Linked DNA regions of Homo sapiens: region 2 is linked to region 1. A link is a contact called in ENCODE Hi-C or POLR2A ChIA-PET data. All regions are on one chromosome and are shown on one strand. Each heading gives the region's core, a stretch centred on a gene start or an enhancer-like site at or near the end of the contact. The rest is flanking DNA. Distances are from core to core; before and after follow the strand shown. Region 1 overlaps PDE6A (phosphodiesterase 6A). Region 2 overlaps PDE6A (phosphodiesterase 6A).

Region 1 (7,140 bases), core at 1,548-4,047:
AAACATTCTTTTAGTCTTGAGAACTGCCTATTGAGCTAAAACCAATATTCTAGCTTTCATAGACATCAGTTAAACATTTAATTACATTTAATTAATGCCAGATTCACTGGCTTGCTTAGAATCATTTTTGTTCTTATACTTTCAGTTAATGTATTGTAAAAATTTTCAATCATTTTCAAAAGTAGAGAATTGTACGTTGAATCCCCACATACCCATCACCCAGATTCCAATATCAAGATTTTGCTACATGCATTTCGTCTGTCCTTTTTACATTTTCTTTTCAATTTTTTTTCTTACCTGAAGTGTTTAAAGGCAAATCCTGGCCAGGCGTGGTGGCTCACACCTGTAATCCCAGCACTTCAGGAGGCTGAGGTGGGCAGACTGCATGAGCCCAGGAGTCTGAGACCAACCTGAGCAAAATGGCAAAACCCTGTCTCTACAAAAAATACAAAAATTAGCACTCACCTGTAGTCTCAGCTACCTGGGAGGCAGAGGTGAGAGGATCTCTTGAACCCAGGAGGCGGAAGTTGCAGTGAGCTGAGATCATGCTACTGCACTCCAGCTTGGGCGACCGAGCGAGACTCTGACTCAAACAAAAGCAAAAGAAAAGGCAAATCCCAAACATATCATTTCACACCTCTACTATCTCATCTTTAAAGAAATAAGTATGTTTTCTAACATAACCACATCACTGGCCCATGCAACCAATGCCTGCCTAATACCCAGCTGTGATCTATGCTTTGATGGGCTGCACAGACCCCAAGCTTCAGCAAAGGACTTGGGACCCCACCAGCTTTGAGTGCTGTTGACAGACCCTTAGTATCAACCCCATCAGGTGTTACTGCAGCCTTCCCCAGGGTGGCCTACACCCAATGACTGATCCATGCCAGGTGGAGAGGCCTGGCCATCTTGGCTGAGCATGGGATAACTGTGCAGGGCTGTTCCAGCTCCACGACTCCTCGTGGGGTCCACTAAGGCTGTCGCTGGGCTCACATCCCAACTCGACTTCTCCCTCTGCCCACTCCTATTTCCTTCCCTTCCCCAAGCATCGGTCCCCAGGGCACTGCTTAATAAGCATCCTGCAGACTAAGTCCATTTTAGAGTCTGCTTTCTGGGACACCCAACTTGTGATGCCAGCCCTTAATCAACCTTCCTTCATTCTCATGAACGTTTTCAATGGTTGGCTTGCCTGAATCTGATCCAAACAAATTCACATATTGAATTTAGTTGTTTCTTTTTGTTGGTTTTTAGAAAAAAGAAGATGTACTTTTTATTCTTGGATTTTTCATTGATTTCACAGAGTATAAATTAAGTCAGATTATTCTCAATTCCAGAACTTCTGTTTCTTAAATTAGCAGGCATTCTGTTGGTTTAAAAAGATAGATGTTGGCCGGGCGCGGTGGCTCACGCCTGTAATTCCAGCACTTTGGGAGGCCAAGGTGGGTGGATCACCTGAGGTCAGGAGTTCAAGACCAGCCTGGCCAACATGGTGAAACCCCATCTCTACTAAAAATACAAAAATTAGCTGGGTGTGGTGGTGTGCACCTGTAATCCCAGCTACTCAGGAGGCTGAGGCAGGAGAATCGCTTGAACCTGGGAGGCGAAGGTTGCAGTGAGCTGAGATCATGCCACTGCACTCCAGCCTGGGCAACAAGAGCAAGACTCCGTCTCAAAAAAAAAAAAAAGAAAAAAAAAAGATGTGGCAGATAGAATTTCTCTCTTTCTCTATCTTTCATGACGAGGTCTCACTCTGTCGCCCAGGCTGGAGTGCAGTGGTATGACCATAGCTCACTGGAGCCCCAGCTGCCCGGGCTCAAGCAATCCTCCATCTCAGCTTACCAAGCAGCGGTGACCACAGGCATGCACCACCATGCCCAGCTAATTTTTTAAAACCTATCTTTGTAGACATGGGGTCTCATTCTGTTGCCCAGGCTGGCCTCAAACTCCTGACTTCAAGCAATCCTCCTGCCTCAGCCTCCCAAAGTGTTGGGATTACAGGCGTGAGCCACTGCACCTGGCCAGGACTTATTTCTTTTAAACCGAATCTAAGTATGTTCTGGCAAGTATGCAATACCTAGCGGAATGCACTGGCCTGATCAGCATTCATACCATAGTAACTGATGTTGAAAACAGCACAAATAAACCAGAAGTTGAAAATGGCAATAACATGCTAAAAATTTGCAAGTCAATTTGTTACACTTGTCCAAATCTTGATTTTTTTTCCTTCTCTATCGTTCCCCCCCCACCACCAGCTTTATGGAGGTATAATTAGCAAATAAAAAGTATACATATTTAAGGTATACACTGTGATGTTTTGATATACATTGTGAAATGGTTACCATAATTAAGCTAATTAATATATCCATCACCTCACATAGCCATGGTTAAGTTTCTGAAGTCTCTTTTAATCTACAAAGTACTCCTTCCTTTTTTCCATTGTCATCACCTTGCAGAAACAGAGTCAGTTTTCCCACATTCTGTATTTATCTGTTTGTTTCTTTGTGGCCGCATGTAACACATTCCTCTGTCTCATTCTAATAAATGGACATTAGCTCTAGAACTTTTCTTCCTTCCACACTGAATGTTATGCAGAAACTAATATATTAAAACAGTTGCTTTGAGGAGAGGGAGCCACATGGTTTCCCCAAACGGTAAACCACTCATCTACTGTAATCTCTCTTTTTAGACACATGAGGAAATTGAAGGCCAGTGAGAAGACGGGGCTGGGCCAAGTTCCTGGCACAGTTCCCTGGCTTCCCTCCAGGAGATGCCCAGGATCACAGAGAACATAGTGTACAGGGCAGCCACATCCTGGTGGCCTCCACAGTAGATCAATCTGGGCTCCTGACGCATGGGCCCTGCTCATGTTTGCAGGTGGTGATGTCAATAGAGAACTGGGTCTGGAACTTGCATCTTTAAACTCCCAAACTAGATGTTCTGCCCTGCTGCAATGCACACCCTGATAGCAGTGGTCTTTAAGCAGAGGCCTGTCCTAAGAACATCACGTTTGGTGGTTACATGGCAGAGTAGCAAGGAGAAATAAGTGTCACTCAGGAACACACGGGCATTGATGTTGCTGGTCCTGACTCTGCTGCCATGTTTCTGAGTCCCTTCGGCAGGTTCCTTCTGCTCCACTTCCCAGCCTTCCCAATCTGTCAAAAAAAGGTCAAGATCCTTGCAGTGCCTCTCTCAGAGGACTATGGTTAGCACCAAATGAGACTGAGCTGAATGAGGATCACAGCTGATGCTGATTAAGTACTTACCATGTCCTAGGTACTGTGCACGATCTAATTTCATCCTAACAACAATACTCCAAGGGAGAAACTGTTACTAGCTCCATTTATCACATGGTGAGGAGCAGACTTAGAGAGGTTAGAAAACCTGCCCGAGGACACCTAGCTGATAAGCGGTAGAGCCAAGTTTCAAAGCCAAGCAGCTTAGGCCAGGCGTGGTGGCTCAATGCCTGTAATCCCAGCACTTTGGGAGGCCGAGGTGGATGGATCAACTAAGGTCAGGAGTTTGAGACCAGTCTGGCGAACATGGTGGAAACCCTGTCTCTACTAAAAATACAAAAATTAGCTGGGTGTGGTGGCGGGTGCCTGTAATCCCAGCTACTTGGGAGGCTGAGGCAGGAGAATCATTTGAATCCAGGAGGCAGAGGTTCCAGTGAGCCGAGATTGCACCATTGCACTCCAGCTGGGCAACAAGAGCGAGACTCCATCACAAAAAAAAAAAAAAAAAGCCAAGCAGCTTGACACCAGAACCCCAGAACCCCAGCTTGTAAGCATTTTCCTTGTACCATACTGCTTCTGCAAATCAGGTTTTATTGTTGTTTTTAAAGAACATAAGAACATAAAGGACCTTTGAGTTCAGCTAAGCAAATTGTTTCATATTTGGGAAAACCAGGGACCAAGGAGGTGGTCTGCCCAATTCACACAATACAGAAGTGGCAGAGATGGGTCCCAAAGGCAGGTCTTGAGGCTCTGCATCTGCCATCCTATTCCTTGCACTACGGGTAGGATCTACTCAGGAATTCCTGACTGATGGGGCCAGTGCCCTGCAGTGAACGGAAAGGCAGGCCTGTTCTCCTGAAGCTTACAACAGATGGGCAACAGGTACTGAGCCCTCAATCACACACATATTCTCATCACACCAGAGAACTCTGCCCCTAAGTGGAAACGTTCCTATTAATTTTAATGGGAAAAAATCATGATGTGTTCCCTTGCAATCAAAGAAATCCAAACAATCTTTACAGATGGGGAAAATAAATCACCTGAACAAGGAGAATATATGTATGAGTTTGTATGAGTTTATGTAATAAATAGCAACCTGAAAATAGTTTGCACATAACATAAAATGTAATCATTCATTGCACCTGTTCTTATTTTATTTATTTATTTTGAGATGGAGTCTTGCTCTGTTGCCCAGGCTCTGTTGCCACGACCTTGGCTCACTGCAACCTCCGCCTCCCGGGTTCAAGCGATTCTCCTGCCTCAGCCTCCCGAGTAGCTGGGATTACAGGCGCCCCTCACCACGCCGGGCTAATTTTTGTATTGTTAGTAGAGATGGGGTTTCACCACGTTGGCCAGGCTAGTCTCGAACTCCTAACCTCAGGTGATCCGCCCGCCTCAGCCTCCCAAAGTGCTGGGATTACAGATGCGAGCCACCGCGCCCAGCCTGTTCTTGTTTATATATAATTCTCTTTGCCAGTGTTTCAACCCTTTGGGGCTTATGGGTGTCTGGCATTTAAAAATAAAGTTAAAGCACAAAAAACAGCTTTAGGGCAAAATACAGGCTAACCCCTTTGAGACGTGAGGAAATAACACACAGGCACGCAACTGAGAGTCTTGGAAGATGCCACTTCCTCACCCTACTTGCTGGAAGTACACAAAGGAAAATGTTCTGAGCTCATTCAATTACCGCACACAATGCAGGCCTGCTCTCTATGAGATCCTCTGACCAGAAACCATTTTGTAATTACAAATTGATGAGTGTTTTGCCTGGAACCACAATGCCAAAATACCTCCTACAGTGCATTTATTCAATGTGCTTATGTGAAAGTTGATATACCAAAACAAGGAAGTCTTTGTTCAGAAAGTGGTATAGCTTTATAAAAGTCAGGGCAAAAAGTCGTTCATGGAACAGCTGTTATGTGAGATGAGTCTGAATGGTTATTTTATTTATTTATTATATTTTATTTACTTTACTTTTTCAGAGATGGGGGTCTCACTATGTTGCCCAGGCTGGCCTTGAACTCCTGGGCTCAAGTGATCCCCCACCTCAGCCCCTGTGCCTGGCACGAATGGATATTATGAACTGTGAAAAGTGCTCTGAAGGAGGGAGAAGTGTGGTGAGGTGAGGAGCAGACATCATCCGGGGTCTTATCTGAGAAGGTGACGCTGAAAACTGAAATCTCTTCCCCATTTAGTGGTCAGAGTGTCCCTCAATGAGCTCCCAGGACCAACAAGGAAAAACACACATGGGCAAAGCTGTGGGTGGTATTTTGTTTTTAATCTCCATAGTGTATTTGTTAAGTTTATTTATAAGCAGATCACTTCACTATTTACAGTACATGAGCATAGAGATTCTACAGTTTCTGTGATGTAAACAATAACCCCACAGTGGGAGTTTGAGAAAAGAAGCCAGTTCTGAAGTATTTACAGACATTAAAATAGAACTTTATACTCACAGAATAATAATACATAGAGCAATTTGGTTAAATTATCTAGGAAACTATAGAATCTGACAATGTACAAATACAAGAAAACATTTTCTCATTTAGAAGGTAAGACAGAGAAATCACACCAGAAATAAAATAGGGACGATGACAACCACAATATGTAAAAGCAAAGAAGGTTTCCTCCTTGCCTCTTACGGATAAAGTATTTATATAAATAAGGACACAACCCAACAAAATGGAAAAAATATATAAAAATCCTCTACCAATTAAAAAAAATAGCAAAACTAAAAACTTGATTCTCAATCATTAGCAGTGTCCTTTAAAAAATTAAAATTTAGCTTTCTATTATAAATAACAAAGCAGATGTGTCCCTCTGTGTAGGTGAAATTCTTGCACCTTTCTCAATAAATGCATCAATGTAATTCCACACACACACACACACACAAACACACACACACAGGCACAGACGTGTGTATGTGTGCACAGATACACACACACACACCCCCACCACAAACACAGCCTTACACTCACGCACTCAGGCCGTAGTTACCTTGTTAAGCTTCCTAATAAATAATGCCCCCTACAGTAGTACCCCCGGGGATGACAAAACCTCACAGGTTTAGCCATTCCTTGGTTTGACCCTGTCGCAGAGTCAGGGAAAGCCCTGGCTCCTATTGCTCAGAATTCTCTAGGCTGTGTGGTCACACCAAGAGAAAATAATTTGAGTCCAAGATTTGGAAATGCTGGAAAGGACCATAGGGACCACCTTGCCCAGTTGATTAAGGCTGGCTACAGACACCTTCTTTAGAAACCTGGGGTTGGGGAGAGGGCTCGTGTTGGTTTCAACATTAGCAGCTGCCTCTGGAAGAAGCAGATGCTCCAAGCCAATGCTAACAACATGGCACAAGGAGGCGAGGGGGTGGGTGTGAATTCCAGAGCAGACTGCACTAAGCTGGACTTCTGGATGGTCATCTTCCCCAGAAACCATTTGGAAATCCAAGCAGTCTATTCCCCTGCTGCACATACCACCTTGTCCACGCTCCCCTTGAGATTTCCCACCTGTTTCCATTGGAATCAGAACATCCCTCAAGAAACAAAGTTGGGAATAGTTTATGACTTTTTATTCCTAACACAAAAACATTTGACAAGATTTTAAAAATACAAAATACAGAAACAAAAAATTGAACAAAAAAAACTATTTGGCTATTCGGGGATCATATCAAAGATCATGGCCAGGCCCCCCACAAAATCCTTACACCCAACTTCTTATCTTGCCTTGAGGGCAGAATTCGGACCACCCAGCAAAGGTTTACTTAACAAGGTCAGCAGCTGGGCTGCCAGTATTGCAGTTACAGTAAACCCTTCCCGGGCACCTGGACCTCTCCTGGTCCACTCCTGTCTCTTCTGCCCACAGGACAGCTAGTGCATTTCTCAGTTCTGCGTGAGAGTCTACTAAGTGG
Region 2 (7,140 bases), core at 1,748-4,247, 58 kb before region 1:
AGAAAAAAAGAAAAGTAGCCGGGCATGGTGACGCGTGCCTGTATTACCAGTTACTTGGGAGGCTAAGATAGGAGGATTGCTTGAGCCTGGGAAACTGAGGCTCCAGTGAGCCAAGATTGTGCCACTGCACTCCAGCCTGGGTGACAGAATGAGATCCTGGCTCAAAAAAAGTAAATTAATAAAATAAAGCAAAATAAAAAATATAAAAAAAGAAAATTGGTTTGTATGTTGGAAAAATAATATATGAGCACAGTGAAAAGTTCACTCCATACGAAATTAAGTGCCACCTTCCTCCTAGTCAGCCCCTGTGAAGCAGCTGCTGTTAGCAAACTCTCTTTGCAGGAACATTTAGGTATATCCAGATATCCACAGAGAAGTATACGTATTCCACCACCACCACTCTGCACTAACGCTATGATTCTATTTTGTGCCTTGCTTTTTTCACTTAACTGAATATTTTGTCACCTTTCCCTTTCAGCACAGGCACAGCAATCTTGCTCTGGAAACGTGTGGTGTCCACTGTACAACCACTTTCCTAATAAGAGACCTTACATCATCTCCAGACTTTTTAAAGCAGTCTAGCTAAGACCCTTGGACGGGGCAAAAAATGCTTTTACCCACATTTGGGAGTATATCTCTAGGATCCATCACCACATGTGGGTCAAATAATATGTCTGTTTTGATCTTTGAGAGATATTGCTACCTATCTTATCATAACCTTAGAATCATAGCTTGGAGGGTCTTTATGGATTTTCTAAAACAATTTTCTTTCTCCCCCATTGTCCTTAGAACCTTAGAGTTCCACAGTAGCTGCCTTGACCAGGGGTTAATAGAAAAGGAAGAGGACAGGAAAGGGAGTAAGAGAGAACAAAGGGGCAGGGACTCTATATACCCGGCCCTGATTCCATTAGGACAGTTTCATATAATTAGCTTCCATGCTTTGCTTGGGGAAAGAGAGCTGCTACTGAACAGCTGTAGCAAACACATACCACCATTCCAATTTTACAGCCAGAGAAACTGAGGCCTAGAGAACACCCATAGTAGGACCGAAACTAGAACAGGAATCCTCACTCTAGGTCTAGTCTCAGCTCCATTTTATTTATTGTATTTCAGCGTTCATCTAGTCTCCCCTTGGATGCTTCCTATTTTAGGGAGCTCACTACCCCTGGGGGTAGCCTGTGCCATTGGAGTGGTTTCAGCTTCTGCCTTTTGTTTAACCAGAGCTCGCCTCCTAGAAGTATTCAGTCAGTGCAGCTGCCGCCAATGCTAGGCTTTGAGCAGCAGAGCCTCTCCCTTATGAGTTGGAAGTTGACCATTGCTGATTGCCCGTCAACCAAACAGACCTTCAGACATCTTTAACTGGTTCAGGAATTCCTCTTTGTGGAGGTTCTGAGTCGGGAGGCTTGGGGTGGAGCCCAGGTATCTGCACTGAAATCTCTAGGGAGGTACTTCTCAAAATACCTGTAGTAAAGGAACAGTTTGGTTTTTCTTTTTAAAAAAATTTCCAATTTTTTTTTGTGTGTGTGAAAAACACACTCAAGAAAGGGGAGTGCAGGCATACTCAAGAGAGTGAGTCACGCCTCCAGTATGTTTTGATTGCTACTTTTAAAAATATGATAAAATATATTCCTAGAAAAACAAAATTGTATAAAGACAGACAAAATATAAACTTGGATCATGCCACTGCACTTGTACTCCAGCTTGGGCGACAGAGCAAGACTCCGTCACAAAAAAAAAAAAAAAGATATCCCCTTTTATTCAATTAAACAGACCTGATCTAACTCAGTCAAATTGTTACAAAACTTCCTAAGTGACTCTCAGTTTCTGTTTTTATCTTCTCCTGGAATAGTAAAGAGTTCACAAGACAGGCACCGGCCCAGGGATTACACTCTGAGCAACCCTGTTCAAGGTGACAGTGATGCGGACAGTAAAACACTAAGCTGTTAACGTTAGGTGACATAGAGGAAAAGCACTGAGCTGGGAATTAAGGACCCAGGTTCTGATTTTGGTTCACTGTCTTGCTACAAGTGAGTCCTTTCCTCTCTCTGTGTCTCAGCTTTCTCATTTGTGAAATAGTTGCTCATCACGCTTGGGCATACAGAGGACCTAAGAAAAAGGTAATAGAATTTCCCCTGGAGAGCTAGGGGAATGGAGTCACATGCCAACATCCAATTGCATGCTAGAGAGTAATGTAATTGAAGAGCTCTGCTTTAAGAGAATGGGAATTTTAACAATGCAAGGAGGCGGGAGAGATGGAAGAGGCAGAGAGTTAGTTTGGGGTCATGAAACATGATGAGAAGGTAGGTCTGAAGTGACGACACAGCAAAGAGAACAGCTGAGTGGTAGGCATGAAGGAGAAATGGGGCCATGACATAGAGATGCACCCTGCAGGGAGGATGGCTGGTTGGCTGTGATTTTAAATGGGATGGGAACCTCCTGACCACTTCCCCATCTCCCTAGATTCTGGCAGCCGTCTTTATCTCTTTCTTCTTGCACTTATCAAAGTCAAAATTAAAACGCAGAGACGAATCTCTATATTTAATGTTTTGGGGCAAAGGAAGACTTGCAATTTGGGGCATACATGCAGACTAAGTAGTCTTCAGTATGTCCAAAGAAAAAAGAGAAGGTAGACGGTTTTATAAAAAAGAGAAATGAGGCCGGGCATGGTGGCTCATGCCTGTCATCCCAGTGCTTTGGGAAGCCAAGGCAGGAGGATCACGTGAGCCCAGGAATTCGAGGCTACAGTGAGCCATGACTGTGCCACTGCACTCCAGCCTGGGTGACACAGCAAGACCCTGTGTTTAAAAGAAAAAAGAGAAATATTACATGTTGCTCTCTGAGAAAGTTCATTGACACCAGTAAGGGTCTGGGGAGCTGGCAAGTTTTGACTGATGAGTAATGGCAGTGGGTAAAATTAGTCCTAGAGTTGCAGCAGGTTGTTTCAGCAACTATCAGATAAAACTGGTTTCAAGTCACAGCAGGTAGCGTAAGCAGCCAGGCATGCAAAGAATTACATTCTGGGAGCAATGCTAGTGTCCTGAGTACTTTTTTGCCCCCTGGCTTCTCAACTCTCTTTTATTTGGGTATGACAAAAATGTCCCAACTTGTGTGATCAACTTGCACACAATCAACCTCCAGATCCTCTTAGAGGATTTCCTATCCCTCTTCCCAGCCTCAGATCCCAGCCCTCTTCCTGATCACTGTGAGCTGCCTCCAAGGTGAAGCACGCTGAATTCTGAGGGTCAGCAGAGGACAGGGAGCACCAGAAGGCAGCCCAGGCACATCCTTGGAGGGAGTTTATGGCCAGGCTTGGCACTTCCTGAAAACCATGGGGCAAAATATGTACAACTACTGTATATCAATAAAAACATTAATTTATTAAAACAACAAAAACTACGGGGCATACGATGGTAAAAGGACAAAGTTGGTTTCAGGGACATACTCCTGTTGAACTTCTATTTGACTCTTGAAGGTATAATTTTTTGGCTGGGTGCAGTGGCTCACGCCTGTAATCCCAGCACTTCGGGAGGCTGAGGTGGGCAGATCATGGGGTCAGGAGTTGGAACCCTGACTCTGCTAAAAATACAATAATTAGCCGGGCATGGTGGTGCGTGCCTGTAGTCCCATTTACTCGGGAGGCTGAGGCAGAAGAATAGCTTGAACGCAGGAGATGGAGGTTGCAGTGAGCTGAGATCAAGCCATTGCACTCCAGCCTGGGCGACAAAGTGAAACTGTCTCAAAAAAAAAAAAAAAAAAAAAAGTATAATTTTTCTCTCTTTTGCCAGGAAATTAACTTTTACAAGGTCATTGACTACATCCTGCATGGCAAAGAGGACATCAAAGTCATCCCGTAAGTTTCACCTGTCAAAAGACAAAATGACAACAAATTAGCTTAAAGATCTCAATTGGCTTTATCGGTGATTCTGGAATTGGGCAACACTTCATTCCATAAAATACATAAGTGTTCTGACAAGGTTGACTTTATAGACAGAGAAGGACTGAAGAAAGACAAGCAAAGATCAAAGAACATGTTAATCATTTTTAAGATACTTTTCTTATAAGGTGGGAGAGGGAGATAGAACAGTAGAAAAATAACTGATTAATGTCAGGTTACTGCTACCTTTTTTTTTTTTTTTTGGTGTAAGGATTAAAGCAGAGGAACTTCATTATCATGCCTATTAAAGACTGGAACAGGACTTTTTGGGAAATTGGCGTTTACCTCTCTCCTAATCTCTAAGAGGATCAGAAAACAACTTAGTTTAGATTTGGTGAAGTGGAACGTTATCACGGTGACTCCACACTGATTTTTAGTTTGGTTTGTTGGAGCTTGGTGCAGAGCTTTGTCCAAAACAAGGGCCTCCTATAGTTTTTATTTTAACACATCTCAAAACATGGAAAACTGCAGGTACATTATCAACTTCCAAAAGATACTCATTCCAAGATCAACACTGACCAAATCCAATGAGACCCCACAGTTGGTTAGAGGCAGGGAGAGTGGGAAGGAGGCAGTGTGAGACGGTAGAGAGACTCAGAGGGTGAGCAGTGAGGCCCAAGAAGGGGGAAGACTTGACCAGAGCCTTGATGAGGGCTACAGTGGACCAGGTTGTGAGTCAGGTGCTCTGAGTCCCAATCTCACAGCCAGGGCCAGTAAGTGGTTTGTCTGGACCTTAGAGTCCCATGTATAGAATGAGACTGGGATGAAATCAGGGATTTTCAACTGTTTTCTGCAGTGCTACTCTTCTGGTACTTGAAGGAGGCAAAGCAAAAGCAGGAAGCTGCAAAGGAACTGACTCAGCCCCCACAGAAAGCCTATTCTCAATGTCCCCTCATGTGTGACCAAGGAAGACAGTGAAAAGAAAAGGAAAGAATGCTCTCAGTCCTGCATCTAGGTAGCTGAGACTCAATGACCATTAGAAGATTTGAACGGTTGCAAACTGTTTAAATATGGGCTTATACTTTTTTGGTCAGTAGACCTTTCTCAAAAACCTAGTTACCTTCTTCTCTGTTTGAATCCTCTCCACGTGCTAAAAGCCACATCCATGGTTCTGTCCTGAGACATGGCCCTTTTTCTCAACTTAACTGCAGAGGCCTTGAGGCTGTAATTCGGTTCGTGGGAGAGCCACACCTTTAGTCTTAGCCCCCACAGCAATTTTGTCCAACTGAAGGGATTTACTGCATGCCAACTTAATCTTCAAGAAGTGGGTGTGATAGGCCATGCTGATTCAGTTTGGTCACCAGACCAAACTGTAGTAATCCCGTCACCCAGATAAACAAGTTCTCAGGGTTGTCTGTTACCGGTGAGGATGAGAAGCTGCCTCAAGTTTCTCAATTTCTAGGTTATCTCTATTCCTTTATTGCTGCCTGCATAAGGACTGATTACCTTATTCTATTCTCTTTTTTTTTTTTTTTTTAAGATGGAGTCCTGCTCTGTCTCCCAGGCTGGAGTGCAGTGGCCGAATCTCAGCTCACTACAACTTCCACCTCCTGGGTTAAAGCGATTCTCCTGCCTCAGCCTCCCGAGTAGCTGGGATTACAGGCACACGCCACCACACCCAGCTAATTTGTGTATTTTTAGTAGAGATGGGGTTTCGCCATGTTGGTCAGGCTGGTCTCAAACTCCTGACCTCAAGTGATTCACCTACCTTGGCCTCCCAAAGTGCTGGGATTACTGGCATGAGCCCTGGCACCCAGCCTGATTCCCTTATTATCTTCTAAAGTTCATCTCTCTTTTTTTTTCTACCTTATCAAAAGCATACTCTTCAACAATTCTGTTTTCTAGCCCCTTTTCTAGCTTCTAGAGCCACAATCTTATTAACTCATTATCTGTCTCTTAAATGGTCACAGGTCGCAATTTTCTGTTTGTCTCTGCTTGACCAGCATCACATCCTACTAGCTTCTGATAACATTCATCTTGTTGCCTACCACCCAGTCCCTAACCTATGTTTCTCGTTTTAGGTTTTTTATTATGGCAGCACCCTGTTTCTGACACAAATCTTTGTTTCAGCCAAGATAGGCCAGGCTCTGCTTTCATAACAAGACCTGGAGACCTGAGTGGTATAAACAACTAAAATTTATTTCACCATCCCAGTATGGGTGCACTGCCAGCTAGCGGGTGTGGTTGGAGATATGGTGGGTGGGTTGTAGTCAGGCAGGAGCCAAGGCTGATAAAGCAGCTGCCATTTTGAACCTTGCAAGATAGAATAACCTTGCCACAGAGAAGAGAGGAAAAATACACACTGGCTCTTAAAATCTCCATCTGGAGGTGACACACACATAGCACTTATACTCACATTTTATTGGTCAAAGCTAGTTACATGGCCACACATTACTTGAGTGGTTAGGAAACGCAGTCTGACCTTGTGCCCAGGATAGACAGCCAGAATGTCTGTAAACATGCAGAATGGCTGTCACAGTATATGCCATCCACACTAACAGAGGGGAAAATTGAATAGTAAATAAATGACTAATCAAACCAAAGGAAGGCAAAATAAAAGTTCAGGAAGAACATAGATGTTGGATGTGGATGCACTGTCTATAGCCCCAGCTAATCAGGAGGCTGAGGCAGGAGGATTGCTTGAGCCTAGGAATTTGAGGCTGCAGTGAGCTATGATTGCACCTGTGAATAGCCACTGTACTCCAGCCTGGGCAACATAGTGAGACACTTTCACTAAAAAAGAGAGGGAGAAAGAAGGAGAGAAGAACATAGAGCAGGTAGGAAAACAAAATGTACATATCAAGGTGAAATTCGAATTCAAATATATCAATTATTTGAATTTTATTTATTTAATTAGCGTGTTAGTGTTTTATAGAGACAGTCTCACTATGTTGCCAGGCTGGTCTCAAATTTCTGGGTTCAAGCGATCCTCTCACCTCTACCTCCCAAAGTGCTGGGATTACAGGTGTGAGCCACCATGCCTGGCCAATAATTTTTTTTTTTTTTTTTTTTTTTTGGTAATAGAGATGGGGTCTCACCATGTTGCCCAGGCTGGCTTCTTCAAACTCCTGAGCTCAAGCAATCCTCCCAACTTAGCCTCCCAAAGTGCTCAGATTATAGGCATAAGCTGATGCAATGGCCAATAATTTAAAAAAATATAAATCAACTAGATGTTCAAGTTAAATGACAAAGATTGCCAGCCTGGT

Evidence for each region. A loop is a pair of places that touch in the nucleus more often than their neighbours do. ChIA-PET counts read pairs that join two places held with the same protein, here RNA polymerase II (POLR2A). Pooled maps may share reads with other maps.
Region 2: a map of gastrocnemius medialis shows a loop between it and region 1 (2.5-fold over the local background). The contact joins two enhancer-like sites. A Hi-C loop is called at or near these places in 2 of 168 maps with a recorded cell type or tissue (gastrocnemius medialis and ovary), 1 of 37 single-sample maps with no recorded cell type and 1 of 50 pooled maps. POLR2A ChIA-PET finds 5 or more read pairs at or near these places in 1 of 52 experiments (HEK293T).

What each region holds. Positions count from the first base shown.
Region 1 is chr5:149,853,373-149,860,512 of GRCh38, reverse strand. PDE6A (phosphodiesterase 6A) reads left to right here. Exons shown (of 22, transcript NM_000440.3): 22 at 1-2,560. It overlaps PPARGC1B (PPARG coactivator 1 beta), which reads right to left. Exons shown (of 12, transcript NM_133263.4): 12 at 5,491-7,140. Among named protein-coding and RNA genes, the nearest start is that of PDE6A, 88 kb to the left of the region's middle. Within about 2 kb of position 2,797, at least 7 of the 41 ENCODE cell types and tissues checked have a DNase peak (open chromatin) inside an H3K27ac peak, as active enhancers do; they include gastrocnemius medialis, where a contact is called at or near this core.
Region 2 is chr5:149,911,653-149,918,792 of GRCh38, reverse strand. PDE6A (phosphodiesterase 6A) reads left to right here. Exons shown (of 22, transcript NM_000440.3): 6 at 3,786-3,850. Among named protein-coding and RNA genes, the nearest start is that of PDE6A, 30 kb to the left of the region's middle. RefSeq lists a silencer at 2,853-3,147. Within about 2 kb of position 2,997, at least 4 of the 41 ENCODE cell types and tissues checked have a DNase peak (open chromatin) inside an H3K27ac peak, as active enhancers do; they include gastrocnemius medialis, where a contact is called at or near this core.